Linked DNA regions of Homo sapiens: region 2 is linked to region 1. Evidence: read pairs that join two places in POLR2A ChIA-PET (ENCODE). Cell type or tissue: PC-9. All regions are shown on one strand. Region 1 overlaps MYO10 (myosin X). Region 2 has its middle 87 kb from the start of MIR10522.

The links. ChIA-PET counts read pairs that join two places held together with the same protein. Peaks named below come from ENCODE experiments on the same cell type or tissue, not always from the same donor. Only the 100,000 strongest peaks of a DNase experiment are listed, where the experiment ranks them.
Region 2: POLR2A ChIA-PET joins it to region 1 with 16 read pairs; 4 of 35 experiments call an interaction of 5 or more read pairs at or near these places.

Annotation. Positions count from the first base shown.
Region 1 is chr5:16,893,647-16,896,146 of GRCh38, forward strand. The region is part of intron 1 of MYO10 (myosin X); the gene reads right to left. Among named protein-coding and RNA genes, the nearest start is that of MYO10, 41 kb to the right of the region's middle. In PC-9, no CTCF peak of the experiment used is centred here; a DNase peak (open chromatin) is centred at 955; H3K4me3 peaks cover 1,390 bases; H3K27ac peaks cover 2,500 bases.
Region 2 is chr5:17,067,795-17,070,294 of GRCh38, forward strand. No RefSeq gene overlaps it. Among named protein-coding and RNA genes, the nearest start is that of MIR10522, 87 kb to the right of the region's middle. In PC-9, no CTCF peak of the experiment used is centred here; no DNase peak of the experiment used is centred here.

The DNA.
Region 1 (2,500 bases):
AAAAAAGAAAATTATTTCCCTCCTACAGCAAAATTCATTTTCATTTCTCTCCATATTACACCTCCTGTTGGGTTCAACAGAGACTTTGGAACAGACTACACTGCTAAAAACATAAATAAATAAATAAATAAGTGGGGGCAGCACTTCTGATGGCCCTGTGACTAGCCCTAGTTATATCCCTCCGTCACTGTTACGTGCTGAAATTGGAGGGGACTCTTCTCCGAGGACACAGCCTCTCCCCAGCAGTGGGTGGGCACCAGGCAGCGAGGAGTGAGGGTACCCAGAGTGTGTGACAAGCCAGCCAGGCAGTGGAGTGCAGTGGGCTTAGTGGTGGCATTGTCATTAAGTTGTTAAGTAAACTTTTCATTTTAGAATAGTTTTAGATTTTCCAGACAAGTTGCAAAGATAATACAGGGAGTCCCTGTACACCTCTCACTCTGGTTCCTGTTCTTATATCTTACATAATGTGGACATTTATCACACTAAGGAACCGACACTGGCACCTTACCATGAACTCAATGCCACACTTCATTCAGAGTTCTCCAGTTTCCACCTAATGTCCTTTTTCCGTCCCAGGACCCCTTCTGGGACATTGGATGTAATCGTCATGCTCCTTCTTTGATAGCCTTGACGGTTTTGAGAAATGCTGGTCAGGTATTCTGTGAAACATCCCTCCTCTGTGGGCTGTCTGAAGTTTTTTTTCCTGGCTAGACCGAAGGATAGTGGTTTTTGATAATGGCTCTATCCAGGGGGCCAAACCGCCTGGACAGGAACCCTGGCTTTACCACATCTTAGCCATGTGGCCTTGGACAAATGAACCTCCACGGGCCTTCATTTCCTCATCGAATGTAGAGGAAAAGCAAATACAATCTACCTCCCAGGAACTGTGGGGATTAAAGAGGCTAACTCTGAGAAAGAAGGTGAGTGGATAATCAGAAATGCTTCATGGAAAGCAGAGGTGGCCACTGACGCATTTAACAACACAGATACTGTGCCAGAGATCCAGCGCAAAGATTAGTAAGGGACACGCCTCATTCCCAGATGCCTGCAGTCCAATGGGGATGAAGTGCAAACAGATCATTGAAACTTGACACCAGGAGGACTAATGTGGGGATACACAGAGGACTGGAGCCTGCGGTGTTGGAGGGGAAGCCAGACTGCTGAGGGATGAATAGGAGAAGCCCCCACGGAGTAGAGGGAGGAAGCCCCATGTTGAAAGGTCCAATTTTCTGCAAATTAGCCAAGTGCCAGTGTAGACTAAGACACACTGTAAATTGGCTTATGCAGCGCTACTTAATCACCCTCCATAAACTATTAACAGCTCTACACAATGAAACAATGAAGACATTCACCTTTGTCCAGCACAAGAAAAAACAGTCTCAGACTAACCCGCCAAGCTCTACAAACCACTAAGGACTAAAATCACCTCCACCCTTACCAATAAAATGTGGGCAAAATTACTGTTTTACAATGCAGTATACTCTTTTCAAATTATGTTTTAAAAGAACCACACAGTAGACAAGTCATTTTGAAGGATCCATTTTTAATTCTTTCTCAGTTTGAAAGGCCTTCAGTCACTCAAAATTTGGAAATTCCCAAGATCTCCCTCAGGGGAATCAAGGGGTGGGACAAAGCAGTGGCAGGGGGGCTGCAGTGAAGACCCTGCTGCAGTGAATGGAGAATGGGCCGAGCCCAGGAGGCTGACGTCTGAGGTCTGTCCATCAAATACAGCCATGTCCTGGTGAGGCAGCTCACCGGAGGCTCTGAGGCCCGAAGCCAAGGAAGGAAAGTTCCTCCTAGTTCCTACTGGCTCCTCATCAGCTTCTCCACTACCCCTGGATGACACGCCCCATCTAGACCAGAACAAAGGCCCTCTGCTTCCCCTATCTCGTTCCCAGGAAGCCTCTCACCTCCTGAGGACCAATGGTAAGAACACCCAACAGGCTCAACCCAACAAGAGCTCCTTCCCCAGCAGGACACTGAGACACCCAAAGGAATTTCCTAGGGGTGGATTCCAGCATCCCCATCCATCCATCTCCCTCCCACCCCATCCATCCTTCCCAAATACTCTGGCCATGATGTAAGCCGCCCCCTCCCCAACACCACAACACACACACACACACACACACACACACACACACACACACACACACACACTCTGCCACCTGGTAAAAAGCCAAACTCCTGGCTAGAAGCAAGGACATGCGTGCAATAAACTTGCAAAACCCCCAGTGGTAAAGCCTTAATGCAAGGGGGGCCCTGCCGCACAGCAGGGCGGGGGCAGGGAGGAGCAGGGCAGGAGCTCCCCTGGGAAGCCAGCATGCTGCTCCTCAACCGGACTGCAGACGACAGCCCCAGCTCCTGCCCTCTCCGCCTCAACACTCCTGGCCTCGCTTCTGCTCTCTGAAAAATGGAGTCCTTCTCTCCTTCTTAAGCCTCATGGAAGGAAGGAAACTACAAGCAGAGTAATCTCAGGACTCAGAAGGCACAATCAGCAGTA
Region 2 (2,500 bases), 170 kb after region 1:
TACTGCTCTCTGACTCATAATCTTATTGGATGCCTAATCTTTGCTATCTTTATGATATTTGTCACTGTATTAGCATTATATAGCTCCTGTAAATGTTACGCCAGATACAGCAAAAGGAAAAAGGCACAACTGAAGACCCAGATCATGATAGCTCACAAAATGGATCTGTTGCCAGATTTTTTTTTTTTTTTTTTTTTTTCCAGACTAAACCCTAGGCCTGACTTCATCTCACCCCTTAAACAATTGGCTATTATATCAGGTCAGACCGTGTCCTCTCCCCCATGATCCAAATCGCTAATATTTTAAAACTGTTACCACCAACCAGACTACTCCAGGAATGAGCCTTCCTAGCACTGAGAGACCTCGCCAAATGACCAAATCAGATAACTCTAGGAATGAGCCTTCCTAGCACTGTGGGACCTGTTGCTGTTTGGCCTGTATATGCATGCTATGGAATGCTTTTCGGCCAAGAGTGGGGACTGAAGACTAAACTCTGATTTTTTTTTTCTTGCCCAAATTCCTATCTAAGGGGTCCAGTCATGCCCTACGAACATAAATTCTCATCAGATGGGTTTTATTTGACCCTATATATCATGATTTGCTTCCCAACCTGACTCTGGCATAACATTACGAGACAAAGAAGAAAATAAAAATATTTTACCCCAAAACATGTTTCTTTGTCATATTTTGAAATGACCCTGCAAAGCTGTTCTTTGTGGGGGAAAATTTGCGTCTGTAAAGAATTGCTATTAACATAGCTAGATCTTTTTCTTCTAGACCCTCCCAATCCTAAAAAGATTAATTAAGGTCTGAATAGGAAACATTTGTCATCTATTATCTCTAAGGGCAGCCACTGTAAGACTTCAATATAACTTTGGTTTCCACAATCTTTATCTTAACCTGAACATTCCCTTTCTATCTATCCCAGGACTAGACAAACTCAACCAATTGTCAATCAGAAAATGTTAAAATTCACCAATAGCCTGGAAGCCCCCACTTTGAGTTGTTCCGCCTTTCTGGACCAAACCAATGTATTTCATGTATTTCTTAAATGCATTTGATTGATGTCTCATGCCTCCCTAGAATGGATAAAACCAAACTGCACCCTGGCCACTTTGGGTAGATACATGTTCTCAGGACATCCTGAGGGCTGTGTCACAGGCAGGATCACTCGTTTTTGGCTCTTCAAATATTTTACACAGTTCGACTCTCTTCGTCGACACAGACGCTATAGTTCTTTTAAAATAATTTTTTAAATTTAATTTTTTTTGTTTTTTTGAGATGGAGTCCCGCTCTGTCACCCAGGCTAGAGTGTAGTGGCTCGATCTTGGCTCACTGAAGCTCCGCCTCCCTGATTCACGCAATTCTCCTGCCTCAGCCTCCCGAGTAGCTGGGACTACAGGCGCCTGCCATCGTGCCCGGCTAATTTTTTGTATTTTTAGTAGAGACGGAGTTTCACTGTGTTAGCCAGGATGGTCTCGATCTTCTAACCTTGTGATCCACCTGCCTCTGCCTCCCAAAGTGCTGGGATTACAGGTGTGAGCCACTGCGCCAGGCCATGAATTTTTTTTTTTTTTTTTTTTTTTAATATAGTGATGGAGTCTCAGTGTGTTGCTCAGGCTGGTCTTGAACTCCTGAGCTCAAGCAATCCTTCTGCCTAAGCCTTCCAAAGTACTGGGATTACAGGTGTGAGCCACCTATCCAGCCCTAAACCTAGTAGTTCTAATTTCTTTTCTGTTCCGGAACACTCGGTTGGAAGGATAGACCACACCTATCTGGAGTGGATAACTGTAAATTGAACATGTCTCACAAATCATCTCGCCTGATGGGTATGGGTATCCTATCCCCACCCTGAGGCCTTTTTCTTGAGAATCAATAGTGTGAGGAAAATAAGATGGATTCAGGTCATTTGGGGCAGCCAATCGAGGATGGCTGAGCTTTTGGAATTGCTGATACACACACCTGTGCAAGCTTGGATTTAGGAAAGACAACTTCATTTTATCAACAAGAAAAATTGGAGTCCCTGAAAGATCTCTTTCTGTTTATCTTTTTCTAATATGTCTTTTCTGGGGAATAAGTGACTGTGGAGTAGTTTAAAAGCTGCCGCTCCTTGGCCAGTGGATCTCTACCTTGTAAAAATATTAGTTCTTGCTGGGTGGGAATTTGAATATCTTGGAGATATGAAAGGGTGTGCTTGCTGCTCTATTTAGAACTGACTACAATCAGCACTTAGCGTGTGTCCGGCTGGCTCGCCAGAGGGAGAGTAAGAATCCTTGAACTAGCCACAATAACCCTTTCCTTCCAACCTTGTAGCTCTGTGCACGCCCTTAGAGATAAACCAGCCTACTCAATGCAAGGGCAACTCCCATGCCACAGTTTCTCTCGGGCTGCCGTCCAGGCAGGTGTCTGGAAGCGTGATTTACGATCATGATGAGTAGGCAGATTGGGGCTGCTTCTTCCATTGTTGTTTGCCTAAGGGACTAGTATGACTCCCACTCCC